Regions from separate parts of the Homo sapiens genome. Here region 2 is linked to region 1. A link is an interaction called in ENCODE POLR2A ChIA-PET data of the cell type or tissue named here. Cell type or tissue: OCI-LY7. All regions are shown on one strand. Links, peaks and the distances in the headings refer to the core of each region. The heading gives the core; the rest is flanking DNA.

Evidence for each region. Peaks named below come from ENCODE experiments on the same cell type or tissue, not always from the same donor. Only the 100,000 strongest peaks of a DNase experiment are listed, where the experiment ranks them.
Region 2: POLR2A ChIA-PET joins it to region 1 with 10 read pairs; 2 of 35 experiments call an interaction of 5 or more read pairs at or near these places.

Annotation. Positions count from the first base shown.
Region 1 is chr15:41,281,746-41,290,087 of GRCh38, forward strand. OIP5-AS1 (OIP5 antisense RNA 1) reads left to right here and starts at 952. Exons shown (of 5, transcript NR_152821.1): 1 at 952-973; 2 at 4,266-4,355. CHP1 (calcineurin like EF-hand protein 1) reads left to right here. Exons shown (of 7, transcript NM_007236.5): 7 at 1-142. RefSeq lists enhancers at 1,140-1,881, 3,366-4,105. In OCI-LY7, for the core only: CTCF peaks have their summits at 5,893 and 6,103; DNase peaks (open chromatin) are centred at 1,396, 2,146, 2,826, 3,246 and 2 weaker places; H3K4me3 peaks cover 3,090 bases; H3K27ac peaks cover 3,711 bases.
Region 2 is chr15:42,818,895-42,827,236 of GRCh38, forward strand. The region is part of intron 6 of TTBK2 (tau tubulin kinase 2); the gene reads right to left. Among named protein-coding and RNA genes, the nearest start is that of TTBK2-AS1, 84 kb to the left of the region's middle. In OCI-LY7, for the core only: no CTCF peak of the experiment used is centred there; no DNase peak of the experiment used is centred there.

The DNA of each region.
Region 1 (8,342 bases), core at 305-8,304:
TGATTGGCATAAAGTTCCTAAGGTTATAGATTTTCCCCCCTTTTGGCTGTATAGCAAAGTGTTTTAATCCACGGTTGTGCCTTATTGTTCCATTAAAATTGTATCTTCGATCCATCAATAAATACTTGTGGTTGAAACAAAATAACTTTTGTCCATTTTACAAGAATTTTATGTAACTTAGTCCCTTCAAGTTTGAAATCACAGTGTCTCCCTTACTCAAGTTTATGTCTGTACGGTCAGCTGCAGTCTACTCTGCTGCTGCCTGGATATATGAAGTGGAAACATTCATCGAGGGGCCAGCACTTTTGGCTTCGACATGGTTTTGTCAGCCGTGGCCACTTCCCATTCATTCCAGCTAAGACGCAATTTCTATTCTTGACTCCCTGACTCCTTAAATGTAGAAAAAGCCTAAAAATCCAGTATATGTCCATTCCTTAAATTGCCCACCTCCTCATTCATGTGCAGCCTCAGCGGTGACATACTCTGGTTTTACATGGCTTTTTCTTTGCATTTCTTTTTTGAGATGGAGTCTCACTCTTGCCCAGGCTGGAGTGTAATGGCACAGTCTTGGCTCACTGCAACCTCCGCCTCCCAGGTTCAAGCAATTCTCCTGCCTCAGCCTCCTGAGTAGCTGGGATTACAGGCACGTGCCACCACACCTGGCTAATTTTTGTATTTTTGGTAGAGATTGGGGTTTCACCATGTTGGCCAGGCTGGTCTTGAACTCCTGACCTCAGCTGATCCACCCGCCTCAGCCTCCCAAAGTGCTGGGATTACAGCCACCGTGCCAGGCCAGGAATCTGCATTTCTAAGAATCCACCCAGATGACAGCCCTCTTGGTGTTTGGCAAGCACAGTGGACCTACACTGCCTACGCTGGGCCTCGCTTGTCATAACCCCGAAGAGGAGCCACCCCACGTATACCCTCCCTGCTGTCACGTGTCCGTGTGAAGAGACCACCAAACAGGCTTTGTGTGAACAACAAGCCTGTTTATTTCACCTGGGTGCAGGTGGGATGAGTCGGAAAAGAGAGTTCAGCAAAGGGTGGTGGATTATCATTAGTTCTTACAGGTTTTGGGATAGGCGGTGGAGTTAGGAGCAATGTTTTGTGGGCAGGGGGTGGATCTCACAAAGTACATTCTCAAGGGTGGGGAGAATTACAAAGAACCTTCTTAAGGGTGGGGAGATTACAAAGTACATTGATCAGTTAGGGTGGGGCAGAAACAAATCACAATGGTGAATGTCATCAGTTAAGGCTATTTTCACTTCTTTGTGGATCTTCAGTTGCTTCAGGCCATCTGGATGTATACGTGCAGGTCACAGGGGATATGATGGCTTAGCTTGGGCTCAGAGGCCTGACACCTGCCCCTCTGGGAAATGATGCAGAAGAAAGGATGCCCTACAGTTGGGTGTAGCAAACAACAAAACTGCCAGTTACAGCAGGTTTCCTCTATGCAGGAGGGCCTTCAGAAAAGTGACGAATCCTTCTCTCCTGTATTGACCAAAGCTGTAAACAGCCGGACAACGTTTGGGCCCTTTAAGAGTCAAAGACAGAGACAAACTGGAAGCATTAAATTTTTTCCCTAGGTGTTGTGCTACCCCTGGATTAAAAGCCTGGGCGCGGTGGCTCATGCCTGTAATCCCAGCACTTCGGGAGACCGAGGCGGGTGGATCACCTGAGGTCAGGAGTTCGACACCAGTCTGGCCAACGTAGTGAAATCTCGTCTCTACTAAAAATACAAAAATTAGCTGGGTGTGGTGGCATGCGCCTGTAGTCCCAGCTACTTGAGGGGCTGAGGCAGGAGAATCGTTTAAACCCGGGAGGCGGAGGTTGCAGTGAGTCAAGATCGCGCCACTGCACTCCAGCTTGGGCGACAGTGAGAGACTCTGTCTCAAAAAACAAAACAAAACAAAAACCCTCGGGCCTGAGAATGAAATTATTAGTACTACAGTTTAACCTAACAGTGGCTTAAAATAGTCACGCGGCCTAGCCACACTATCTTACCACGTGGTACAGCTTCTACGGCGGAAATTTTACATTCTTAATAATTGAATTACAAAAGCATTTCTCCCTGTTACCTCAATTCTGGGACCCAATCCGGATCGAAAGAGTGGGGCGAGTGCTATTGATTGACGTGCATTCCAACCAACCTACGACGCAAGGAGAGCGCGCGCGAGCAAGACGATGCCCAATAAACACTCAGCCCCAGCGGCGGGGGCGGGGCTTGTGGGAACGGCCCACCGCAGGGTTGGCCACCTTGAGAAGCTGCGAAGATGGCGGAGTAAGGCGTGCCGCTGCAAACTGGCCTCTGGGCCGGGGGCGAGCAGCCCCCGGGAGGCCGAGTGCATCTGTTGGACCGTGCGAGGTGAGCCGAGAAGGCCAGTGACGGTGGGACGAGCAGGCGCCGAGGAGGTGGCGTGGCCCAGACGGGCCGGGTACGGAAGCGCGCAGGAACCTGCGAGTTGCGGGCAGCCGGCCTCGGCCTCGGCTGGGCGGGGGTTCCAACCTCGGCGGCTCCAGGGCAGCCGTCACCCGCCTTCTGGGTGTGTTGCACGGCCCACCCCTCAGCCCGTCTCGGTCCTTCCCAGTGCCGTGCCTTTAGCCACCTTTGTGCTTTCTGCTTGCACCCACACGGGGCTGTATCTGGCAGCCGCTGCTTCTGCCATCGATTTATTTTTCGAAGAATATCTTTGTTTTATTGATTTACTTATACCCCTCGCCTTAGGACTTCGTTCCCCCTCTTTGCCCGTCAGCGGTATCAGTTGAGGCCTGTTGTGGCTCTGAGTATTTTGTGTCCCCAGCCCGTTGACCTTGAGACTTGTAACAGGTTTCCCTTGGGAATTGCATTCGGGTGTGTTTATCGCGGACACCCTGGTGCAACTTTTACTAAAGCCGTCCGCTCCCACTCCCACCTCCCAAACTTTTATGATCTGAGTAAGCGGTTCTGGCACTGATGTCCTGATAACGTTCTAATGGCGCATTAATTTTGGCTGATGCCAGGGTCTTGATAGAATTCACCGTTTTTGGTTTCCGACCCAGAAGTACAGGAGTTCAGTGTACAATATTGTTTTTATAGAGACAGAATGATAGGGAAATGTTATTAGAACGTAGTTTGTGTAAAGTGGTGGGGTTGCACAGTGTCAACACTGAGGCATTTGGTATTCTGTTCTCCTTTAACCGAACGGGTTGTCTCTTTTGGTAATTTGGATTGTTGTAACCTTACCCTCATCCGGTCTCTCAGGTAAGATTCTAGGAAAGTTCCTGTTACTAGGTTTCTGAATTGGTGTGGCCTGTTTAAAACTGGCACATTAGTTAAGTTCCAACGGACACACCATTAGACAAATGAATGTTTTTGGGTATGCTCTTTGTTGGCCCTGGATTTGCTAGAGCTGAAAAATAATACAGAAGGACTTTTATATGAGACCTTTTTTGTCGCTCTGTCAGTTTATTTTTTGTTTTTTTGTCTTTGTCTCATCCAGGAGAAGAAAAAAAATATCGGCCAGAGGAGAGGAACTAACCGAACATTCTTCCTCCCTACCTTATAGAGGGGAGTGGTCATCTACACTAAAGCAAAGTGTTAGGCGCGTCCGTGCGAAGAGACCACCAAACAGGCTTTGTGTGAGTAATAAAGCTATTTATTTCACCTGGGTGCAGGCGGGCTGAGTCCAAAAAGGAGTCAGCAAAGGGAGTTAGGGGTGGGCAGTTTTATAGGATTTGGGTAGGTAGTGGAAAATTACAGTCAAAGGGGGTTGTGTTCTTGCGGGCAGGGGTGGGGGTCACAAGGTGCTCAGTGGGGGTGCTTCTGAGCCAGGAGATGGAATTTCACAAGGTAATGTCATCAGTCAAGGCAGGAACTGGCCATTTTCACTTCTTTTGTGATTCTTCTGTTGCTTCAGACCATCTGGATATATACGTGCAGGCTTGGGCTCAGAGGCCTGACACAAAGGTCTTAAGTAGGGGTCCATAAACTACTGGAAATTTTATGCACAATTATACATTTTTGTGGGAAGAAGAAGGTCCATAGTATCAGATTCTCAAAGAGGACACTGTTTCATAAAAGCTTGAGAACCACTGCTCCAAGACTTGACATCTTTTTAAAATTAATGCCAGTGCAGGTAGAGAGTAACTGCTTTCTTACTGTTCCTTTTGAATAGTTTATGATATTGATTTTTTTTTAACAATAGCTTGTCTGTTTGAGTAATATTGTATACTAAAATTACTAGCACCAGTGAGGGCCATATCCTTAATGTTCTTTTTCTTTTTAGGTTCCTTATCACAGGAAGAAAATTTTCCTTGACCTTTAGGTGCTTTTATATTCATCTCAAAAACAAAATTCTGAACTCAGGACTTGGCAAGTAAGTAATTGTGGGCTAATCGTTCCAAATACTGTTTAAGTAGCTTGAAAACAGGTACATAGAAGTGGAACAATAAGCCGTTAGCTTCAGCAGAAGACGAACATGAAAAATGACTGTAAGCTATTGAAATTTAAGTTAAATCTTTTATTTTTCAACAAAAGAAATGTATTAAATAAAAAGGAGTAATCTTGATCATTTGCTCAAACTACCAATAATTTTCACTGTCTAAAGAAAACAGACACATATTTAATTAGATTGAAGGAAATCAAATGATTAAAAAATAGGCCTGGCCCGGTGGCTCACGCCTGTAATCCCAGCAGTTTGGGAGGCCGAGGTGGGCAGATACTTGAGGTCAGGAGTTTGAGACCAGCCTGGGCAACATGGGGGAACCCTATCTCTACAAAAAATACAAAAATTAAGCAGGTGTGGTGGCACGCGCCTGTAATCCCAGCTACTTGGGAGACTGAGGCAGGAGAATTGCTTGAACTTGGGAGGCGGAGGCTGCAGCGAGCCGAGATTGCGCCACTGCGCTCCATCCTGGGCCACAGAGACAGACTCCATCTCACCCAAAAATAACGATTAAAAAAAAATGTTACTGGGTGGTTTTATTTAAATAAATTTTGTGTATATTTCAGGTATACAACATGATGTTTTGGGATGCATATAGATAGTAAAAAGGTTTCTACAGTGAAGTAAATTAACATCCATTGTCTCACATAGCTATTTTGTTTTTGTGGCAACAGCTAAAATCTCATTTAGCATGGATCCTGTTTACAGTATAATTTTATTACCTATAGTTGTCATGTTGTACATTAGATCGTTAGACTTGTTCAGCCTACGTACCTGTTCCTTTATATTCTCTGACCTATATCTCTTCCTTTACTAACTCCCACATCACTGTTTTGTTCTCTAACTCTGTATATTTGATTTTTTAAAAAAATTTCACATGTAAATGAGATTGTGCAATGTTTTTCTTTCAGTCCTCCTGACTCATCTATGCTGTGACAAATGGCAAAATATTTTGTTTTTTTTTTTTTTTGAGACAGTCTTGCTGTCTTAGCACTTGCTCTGTCACTGCACTCAGGCTGGAGTGCAGTGGTGCTATCTCAGCTCACTGCAACCTCTGCCTCCCTAATTCAAGCGATTCTTTTGCCTCTGCCTCCCAAGTAGCCAGGATTACAGGTGTGCGCCACCACGCCTGGTTAATTTTTATATTTTTTTAGTAGAGACAGGATTTCACCATTTTGGCCAGGCTGGTCTCAAACTCTTGACTTAATCCCAAAGTGCTGGGATTACAGGCATATGCCACTGCGCCTGGCCAAGATCTCATTCTTTTTTAGGGCTGAGTAACATATGCCATCATATATATGCACTGTAGTTTCTACAGTTTATCCATTCATCCATTGATGATGGACAGTTAGGTTTTTTCTGTATCTTGGCTATTGTGAATAATGTTCCACTGAACATAGGAGTGCAGACATCTTTATGAAGTGATTTCATGTTTTTTGGTTATATGCCCAGAAGAGGGAGTGCTGGGTTATGTGGTGGTTCCATTTTTAATTTCTTTAGAAACCTCCCAGCTGGGCGCGGTGGCTCATGCCTGTAATCCTGGCTACTCAGGAGGCTGTGGCAGGAGTATCGCTTGAACCTGGGAGGCGGAGGTTGCCATGAGCCAAGATCGCGCCACTGCACTCCAGCCTGGGCTACAGAGTGAGATTCCGTCTCAAAAAAAAATTTCCATACTGTTTTTCCATAGTGGCTGTTCTGATCTACACTCCCGCGAACAGTTAATAATAATTCATTCTTCTCTTAAACGAGGCAAATTTTGGAATATATTTATTTAATTTTTTTTTTGAGACAGAGTTTTGCTCTTGTCGCCCAGGCTGAAGTGCAATGGCGCAATCTCAGCTCACTGCAACCTCCGCCTCCCGGGTTCAAGCGATTCTCCTGCCTCAGCCTCCTGAGTAGCTGACATTATAGGCACCTGCCACCACGCCCAGCTAATTTTTGTATTTTTAGTAGAGATGGGGTTTCACCATATTGGGCAGGCTCGTCTTGAACTCCTGACCTCGTGATCCGCCCACCTTAGCCTCCCAAAATGCTGAGATTGGAGGTGTGAGCCACCGCGCCTGGCCAGTGTGTCCTTTCTTAATTGACAGTGACATTATATCTGCAAAATAGGCTTCATACCTACTGTGTTAGTTTTAGTTTCCTAGGCCTGCTGTAACAAAGCACCACAAATTGGGTAGCTTAGAATAACAGAAATTGTTTGATAGTTATAAATAAAGGTCAGATGTCTAAAACCAAAGTGTTGGCAGGGCCGTCCCTCTGAAGGCACTGAAAAAAAAATTTCCAGTCCTTCTAATTTCTTGTGGTTCCTTAACTTGTGGCAGCATAACTCCAGTCTTCACATGAAGTTCTTCCTGTGTGTGTATCTGAGTCCTAATATAAGGAGACTAGTCATATTGGATTGGGGTCCATCCTGCTCTGTTAATGACCTCATCTTAGCTGCTGACATCTGTAATGACTCTATTACCAAATAAGGTCACAGTATGAGGTAGTAGGGGCTAGGACTTTTAACATACGAATATTGGGAGGACACAGTTCAACCCATTAACACCTACTTATACCTTGATTAATTATATGAAAACCATTCAGTGTACAACTGCTTCAAGGATTGAAACCTTGTATGTAGTCCCAGCTACTCTGGAAACTGAGGTAGTAGGATTGCTTGAGGCCTGAAGTTCAAGGCTGCAGTATGCTGATTGTGCCTGTGAATAGCCACTGCACCCCAGCTTGGGCAGCATCAGAATTATAGAGACAGAAAGTAGAATGATGGTTGCCAGGGGTTGCAGGAAGGGCAGCGAGAGGGAATTACTGTGTAATGTGTACAAGGTTTCAGTTTGGGAAGAAGAAATGAGTCCTGGAGATGGATTACGGTGATGGTTGCACAGCAGTATGAATGTACTTAATACTACTGAATTGTATACTCGAAAGGGTTAATATGGTGAATTTTATGTGTATTTTATCACAATAAAAACATTGAAAAATAAAACAATCTTTGTATGTATATGTATATATGTGTGTGTATATATGATATATATGATTGATATATATATATCAGTAGTAAGAAAGGGAATAAAAACTGATGAGGCAAAATGCCCTTTAGAGTGAAGAAGGCCTTACCACTTGGATTTACAACTTTAAGTCCAAGTAGACAATAATAGAAACTTGACATTGGTATAGCACAATATTTATAGTAATCTAAATATCCATCTGTAGGCTGGGTGTGTTAGCTCACACCTGTAATCCCAGCACTTTGGGAAGCCAAGGCGGGTGGGTTCTTTGAGGTCAGGAGTTAGAGATGAGCCTGGCCAACATGGTGAAACTGTGTCTTTACTAAAAATACAAAAATTAGTCGGGCATAGTGGTAAGTGCCTGTAGTCTCAGCTACTCTGGAGGCTGAGGCAGGAGAATTGCTTGAACCTGGGAGATAGAGGTTGCAGTGAGCTGAGATTGCACCACTGCCTGGGCAACAAAGCAACACTGTCTCAGGGGGAAAAAAAAAAAAAATATATATATATATATATATATATATATATATATATATATATATATATATATATGGTGTAGAGAACTGATGTAAATAAAGTACATCAAAGGTAGTACTTTACTTACAGACTGGTACTTTGTCCTGATATGGAATGATCTCTAAGATACATTAACAGAAAAAGCAAGGTACAGAACAATATATAGTGTGCTTTCATTTGTGGGAAATGTCTCTAGAGATGTTTTGTAGCCATAGAATATTCCTAAAAGGATATGCAAGAAACACTGTTTACCCTATTTTACCTTATCTCGTGCATATATTTATTCAAATAAATAATTTAGAATTTTCAAAGAAAGGAAGCACTGAATAAATATTTGATAAATGACAACTTAAATTTTTGCTCAAGCAACAGTTTTACATCGATATAGTATATCCCT
Region 2 (8,342 bases), core at 303-8,302, 1.5 Mb after region 1:
CCTGGGCGACAGAGCGAGACTCCGTCTCAAAAAAAAAAAACAAAAAACAAAACAAACAAACAAACATTGTCTCCATTCTACTGCTCCACAAGAATCAAGTCAGTACCCTGACGATTCGTGGGTGGCACTGTAGCTCAATATGACAACTGCCAAACTTGAAAATGATCATAGACACACTTTTCATTAGTATAATTTTTGGGTTTTTTTTTTCTTAAGTAACCTCAAATTTTTCTCAATTAACATGTATTACTTTTGTAGTCAGAAAAGATAGTAAACGTTATTTTAAAAATCCTGGCCGGGCGCAGTGGCTCATGCCTGTAACCCAGCACTTTGGGAGGCTGAGGCGGGCAGATCACAAGGTCAAGAGATCGACACCATCCTGACCAACATGGTGAAACCCCATCTCTACTAAAAATACAAAAATTAGCCAGGCAACAGAGTGAGACTCTGTCTCAAAAAAAAAAAAAAAGTCCTTACCAGAATAATTTGGTTGTATGTTATTGCACAGGATAAACAATCTATGTGTTCTTCCTCCACTTGCTCATTTTTATAATCTATGTTTAATCAAGTTAGCTATTTCATTTCTTCCTTCATTAAATACTCTCTTTCCCTTTACTTTTGTTTGGTTTTTAAGACAACTATTTTAAAATATTCTGTATTTAATGGCAAGTCTCAGTAATTAAAATTTCCTGCAATCTTTAAAAAAATCCCCATTATTTTCTTAGCTGTCATTCATTGACAATCATAGTCAGTGGATCTCAATATTTTCCTAAGACATCATGATTAACAGGAATACCTAATATTCTCCATTTGATTGATGGAACTAAGGTTGGAGAGTTCTCTTTTTAGAAGAAAATTGTCTAAGAGAATATATGAAAGTCTACTATGAATCTTTTTTGGTAAATAACGTTTCAGAGGTTGTACTTTTATTCATTACCTGACATGACCCTTCAGCTAACATAGAATTTTTTTGTGTTGTGTAATTTTGCCCAATTATTTTCATTCCAGTAACTGTCAGAATGAAAATCTCCAGACTTATTATCACATTCTGCAGCCTAGTCCACAGTTGATTGGGCATCTAGACTTCTCCCTGATGGATTCTAGCCAAGTCAAGCCCAGGAGACTCTTTCTACTTAAGAGTTTCCCCTGCCTGGCTCTGACCTTACTTCTGCCATAGAAAGACTGAAATAGAGAAAACAGAAATCAGCTGTTTAGAGAAATCTTGACATAAGTAGTCAAAGAAATAATACCAGTTTGCATATCTCATCTAATTCTAATAAGAAAAAGAAATAATGTCAGATCAAGGAAATTCAATGACCTTATTTAATGTAGTAAAGACAACTCAAACCCAACTGGAGAAAAACAGTCACATATGCAAATGATTCCAATTTAAAGCAGATTATAATGAATATCATTAGTGAAGCACAATGAAATATAAACACTCGGGACAGGTAAGGATTAGTTCCATGTAGTAGGAGAGAGGAAGGACAAGTCTTAGGAATAGGCAGCATTTTACTGGGTCTTGAAACAAATAATCTCTTGAAACTTCCTCAATTGATGGCACTTCAGCAATATTTATCAAAATTGTAAATGCATATATTCACTTTGTCTCACAATTTCACTTCTGGAAATCTATCTCACAGATATACTTGCATTTGTGCAAAAATAGTGGATGTACAAAGTCAGTCACTACCATCAGTGTTTGTGACAGCAAAAGATTTTGTGCAACCTAAATGTCTGCCAATAGGAGACACTGATTAAATAAATTATAGTATGCCCAAATAATGGAATACACTCTGAAGCTGCAAAAAAAAAAAGGGGTCGGGCCAGGCACAGTAGTTCATGGCTATAATTCCAGAATTTGGGGAGTGTAAGGCAGGAGGCTCACTTGAGGCCAGGAGTTCAAGACCAACCTGGGCAACATCATAGTGAGACCCCCGTCTCTAAAAAAAAAAGAATTAAAGAATTAGCTGGGCATGGTGGCACACACCTATAGCCCCAGCTACCAGCTACTTGGGAGGCTGAGATGGGAGAATCCCCCAGCTATTTAGGAGGATGTGGCAGGAGGACTGCTGAGCCATGGCTGTAGTGAGCTGAGATCGTGCCACTCCACTCCAGCTTGGGTAACAGAGTGAGACTTTGTCTAAAAGAAAAAAAAAAAGAATGAGGAAGTTCTATATACTAACATGGAAAGATCGTCTACATACACTGACAAGTGAAAAAAAGAAAGGTATAGAATGTATATCATGCTACCTTTTGAATCAAAAAGGGAAAATTAAGAATGTTCATTTGTATTTATTGTATGTGAATAAAGAAATTCTGGAAGAATATATTAAAGAAACTAATAACAGTACAGCTACCTAAAGGTGAATGTAGGGAGCAGGGGGAAGAATCAGAGACAGTATAGGAAATGAGTAGATTTGGAATAGGCAGAGGTGAAATGGAGATTTATTTCACTGTTAACTTTTTAATTTATTTTCAAGTCAGGTTTAATTTGCTTTACTTTTAATTATTGAGGTATCATTTACTTACAGTAAAATTCATACTTTATGTATACAGTTCTATGAGTTTTGACTGACATAAAGTCATATAACTACCATCACAACTAAGATATCAAATATTTCCATCACTCCAGTAAGTTTCCTTAATGCCCCTTTGAGTCAATCCCTCCCACCCCTAGTCTCTGACAACCAATGATTTCTGTCCCTTGTCAGCACTTAGCATTGTCTGGTTTTTGTTTTAACCATTCTAACTGGTAGGCAGTGGTATCTTGCCAGGGTTTTTGTTTTTTGTTTTTTTTTTGTTTTTTTTTTTGAGACAGAGTCTCACTCTGTCTCCAGGCTGGAGTGCGGTGGCGTGATCTTGGCTCACTGCAAGCTCCACCTCCCGGGTTCACCCCATTCTCCTGCCTCAGCCTCCCAAGTAGCTGGGACTACAGGGTGCCCGCCACCACACCCAGCTAATTTTTTGTATTTTTAGTAGAGACGGAGTTCCACCGTGTTAGCCAGGATGGTCTCAATCTTCTGATCTCGTGATCTGCCTGCCTTGGCCTCCCAAAGTGCTGGGATTACAGGTGTGAGCCACCATGCCCAGCCTCTTGCCAGGGTTTTAATTTGCATTTCCCTAATAACTAATGATATTGACCATCTCTTAACATGCTTATTTGCCATTTGTATCTCTTCTTTGATAAAATGTCTATTCAAATCTTTAGTCCATTTTTATTGTGTTGTTTTCTTTTTATTGAGTTGTATGAGTTGTTTACAGATCTTGGATATAAAACCTTTATCAGATGTGCGTTCTGCAAATATTTTTCCCCATCTGTGACTTGTCTTTTCATTTGCTTAACAATGTCTTTCAAAGAGTATAAGTGTTTAGTTTTGATATATTTTTAATTCTTTAATTTCTGCATCACATGAATATATTATCTATTTGAAATTTATATTTAAAAACATTTTGAAAGAAAAAGAAAGTAAAAAAGTGAAAGTATTTAACAATCTATGAGCATATTTTATTTGATACCTAGATATTCAAATGAAAACAAAAAAGAAAAAATAAACCGGGCCTTGAAGGGCTGACAGAATTACAACAGAAAAAATGAGATGCATTTTAAGTAAAAAGAACATAGTGAACAATGCAAAGAGGGAGGAAAGTACTGTTGGTGTTAGAGAAACAAATCTGATATGACTGCAGCAGACCATGAGAGAAAAAAAAACAGAAAAATAGGTTGAAGTCAGATTAAGGAAGGACTTAAATGTCAAATTAAGGTCTTCTTTAATTTGGCTTATAACAGTAGGTAATTGGAATTCATAAAATATTTTTAAGCTGGAAAGTAACAATTGAGAAAATGCTCTGGATGGATGTTGACTCTGGTGGAAGTATAACAGATAGCCTGAAAGGAGAAGACAGAGAGATGAGTGAGGAAACTATTTTAACAATTAAAACAAGAAACAACAAAATTAGTACAAGGACAGAAGCAGTGTGAATGTAAAGGAGGGAATGTATGTTAGAGATGGGATGAACTCCTAGGAGAATAAATCAAGAAAGAAGAGAATGACTCTAGGAATGAGCCCTGGCCTATTGCTAACAAAAGGGAAAGGATCAGGGGAAAAAATTCAAGGAGAACTATGTAATACAACTACTCCCAATGGAATTAAGAAAATATCTCAAATTCAGCTAAATTCTGAAATACTAACAGAGAAAAAAGACTTTAAACATTTTTCTTATGTAAGTTACTACAATCCTAGGCACTGGAAGTTTCAGGTGAATGGTTAGGAAGGGAGCAACGAGAAAACATGTCACTCCAAGAGCTTAGACACAAAGGGCCAGTGTGAGATGCCAGCTGAAGGGCTGAAACTGGGGAATGCCTTAAAAGCAGGATACATACAAAAAATGAACAGGCAGATTCAAATCATTAGGTAAACAGAAGTTCAACTATGAAATTATGAATCAAAGTGTTGCATATATATATATAGTTTAGGACTTCTTTGCCCCTCACAACCCTACTTAATGTAACTAATACATCTTAAAGGTGATAAAGAGTAGAGGCTGTCAAAACCAACTTCGTAAACACCACACTGGTATAACAGATACACTCCATCATTCCCTCTGTAATGCCTTCTGACTGATGGTCCTATACCACAAGATTGGTAAATAAATATACATTTATGTTTTGAGGAAGTTCTTTCGTGGTGATAGAATAGTTTTGTATCTGGATTATGGTGTTGATGTCTTAGTCCATTTGTACTGCTACAAAACAAGCTTGCCCAACATGTGGCCCAGGATGGCTTTGAACACAACACAACACAAATTCACAAACTTTCCTAAACATTATTTTTTTTGTGTGATTTTTTTTTTTTTTAGCTCATCAGCTATTGTTAGTATATTTTATGTGTGGCCCAAGACAATTCTTCTTCTTCCAATGTGGCCCAGGGAAGCCAAAAGATTGGGCATCCTTGCTATAAAGGAATACCTGAGGCTGAAAATTTATAAAGAAGAGGTCTGTTTGGTTCGCAGTTCTGCATGCAGGTTGTACAAGAAACATGGCACCAGCATCTGCTTCTGGTGAGGGCTTCAGGCTGCTTCCATTCATGGTAGAAGGCAAAGCAGAGGAGGCATGTGCAGAGGTCACATGGTGTGAAAGGAAGCAAGAAGGTGGGGGAAGGTGCCAGGCTCTTTTTAACAATCAGCTCTCATAAGAACTAACAGAGTGAGAACTCACGACCCCTCCGCTCCCAAGGGAGGGGAGTGATCTATTCATGCGTGATCCATCCCACGACCCAAACCCTGCCCATTAGGCCTCACTTCCAGCACTGGAATCAAATTTCAACATCAGATTTGGATGGGACAAATATTCAAACTATAGCAGTTGGTTATATGAATCTATACATGTGATAAAATTTCATATACCACCCCTCCCCCACCAAAACGTGCATGTTGAACCTGGTAAAATCTAAGTCTGTACTTGAGTTAATAATATTATACCAACATCAATTTCCCAGTTTTGACAATGTACTATGATTATGTAAGGTATTATCACTGGAGGAAGCTGGATGAAGGTACACGGTAACTGTACTATTTTTGTAACTTCTTATGAGTCTTAACTACTTGAAAACAAAAAGACTTAGAAAACAAAGAAAAATATAAAAAATGCTTAAAGTAATATGTCATGATTCTTCATCCTTAATGAATCTTTTCAATTAACAGACCAACTACTATTACATATTGATCAGCCAACAGGGTATTTACTGTGATAATAAAACAGTATCTGTTATGATGAGAACTCGTAGACACAAAGGGAACGATGTACACTGGGGACTACTTCAGGATGGAGGGTGGGAGGAAAGAAAGGAGCAGAAAAAATAACTATTGGGTACTAGGCTTAGTAACCAGGTGATGAAATACTCTATATAACAAACCCTCATGGCATGAGTTTACCTATATAACAAACTTGCACAGGTGCCCCAAACCCAAAATAGAAATGAAAAATAATAATAAAAAATGACAACAATATACATCAAATCAGGGGAAAAAGCAAATAATAATAATAATAAAATAATAAAAAAGCAGAGGAGGCCAGGTACGGTGGCTCACACCTGTAATTTTAGAACTTTGAGAAGCTGAGGCAGGAAGATCACCTGAGCCCAGTAGTTTGAGGCTACAATGGGTTTGATTTTACCACTGCACTCCCGCCTGTGCAACAGAACAAGACCCTGTCTCTTTAAATAATAATAATAAATGTAAAAAGCAGAGGGAAAGGAATATGAGAGGGAAGAGGGAGAGAGGCACTGGATAAAAAAATTAGAAGTAGATTGGGTTAAATTTATAAGCTAAACATGAAGGCCTGTCATGGCAGCTATCTGCATCTGCTCCCTAACTCCAAAACAAGTACCCTCAAGATCTGCAGAAGAGAGAAGAAAGAAAACAAAGAAATTAGTTAACACAAAATATAGAATGGAGAGTATGTCAAGGGCTGCACTGGGTAATATGATAGCCACTTAAAATTAATTGAATTTAAAATTCAGTTCCTGGGCCTGAGTTCAGGTGTGGTGGCTCATGCCTGTAATCCCAGCACTTCAGGAGGCCAAAGAGGGTGGATCCCTTGAGGTGAGGAGTTCAAGACCAGCCTGGCCAACATGGTGAAACCCCATGTCTACTAAAAACGCAAAAAGAAATTAGCTGGGTGTGGTGGCGGGCGCCTGTAGTCCCAGCTACTGGGGAGGCTGAGGCAAGAGAATCACTTGAACCTAGGAGGCGGAGGTAGCAGTGAGTCGAGATGGCGCCATCGCACTCTGGCCTGGGCGACAGAGCGAGACTCCATCTCGAAAAAATAAAATAAAATAAAATAAAATTCAGTTCCTCATTTGCTCTGGCTACAATCCAAGTGCTCTATAGCCACATGTAGCTAGTGGCTACCATATAAGACAGTACAGATACAGAACATTGCTATCATCATAGTAAGCTGTATTTGTCAGTGCTGCTTGAGGAAGAAAAAGGGATATGATCAGGAAAGGACCCACAGCATGCTTCTAAGACGGTAACATGCCATTTCTTAACCTAGATGGAGGCCAGTGATGTTTTGTTATTCTTCCTTAATTTTTTAATGTTTTTTACACTCTTTTGGAATATATATATATATAGCAAGACAAAATAAACAAAATCAAAATACAGATTTCTGCAGATAACATGACGGTATACTTAGACAGTCCAAACAACCAATTCAAGTTTCCTAGCAATAAATAAATAATTGTACATATGAAACAAATCTACAATGGGAACTTTTGATTTTACATTAGTAGAATATGAGAAAATTATTTCAACCACAATCCAAAAAAGTATGACATTAACTTTTATTTTTATATTTATTTTTTATTTTAGATTTATTATTAATTTCATCAAACCAAAACTTTAAAGAAGGAGACAGATCCCAAAACAGACAGGAGCTGAGACCAAATAAGACTTGGTCTCATTTGAATCCCATAAGGAGACCAAATAAGTCCATTTACGATATTGACAGAGTGACATCAATGCCTTACGGTTTTATTGCTAAATTAAGTTTGGCCTAAAACTGCCTCTGTACATGTTTTATGGCTGGCCTACAGGTACTGATGGTAACCTAACTTGATGTGTAAATAGACTGTAAACTACTCTTGTAACAAATAGCCAAGTCTCAGCCAACCACATCAGCCAACTGTTCAAAACAGATTCAAATAAAGCAAATGCCCAGCTATAACCAATCCAGCTGTTTCTGTACCTCAAATTTTCTGTACTCATTTTACTTTTTATGTTCAGACATGTTATCTGACCATGTGACAGCCCCGGAGTCATTCTGAACCTATTCTTATTCTCGGGGCTACCTGATTCATGAATCATTCTTTGCTCAACTAAACTCTGTTCAATTTAGTTTGCCTAATGTTTTCTTTTTAACAAACCTAAAAGCCCTATCAAAAATAGAGGTTGTGGTAAAGGGAACTGGGAGGAAATTCACTGAACATACAGCTTAGAGAATAGCTGGGCAGGAGAGAACTAGGGGGAAAAGATAGCTGAAGGACCTGACGTCAGAACAATGATCAAACACTGACTTCAGAAATGATTCCATTTTAGAAGCCACAATTTGATTAAATTAGTCAAGGTATTTATGCCCCCAAGATATTGTCATAAACAATAAAGTAACTGGCTTGCAATTAGTGAAGTTCAACAGCTGGATGTGGCCAAGGAAAGAGCAGAAGTGAGCCTTACTGGTACCACTACCATCACAGTGTAATTGTGGTCATACCCAAAGACGCACCACCCTGAAGAGCAACAGCAGAGTCTTAATACTGTGTGTATGGTTGGCAGGGAGGGAG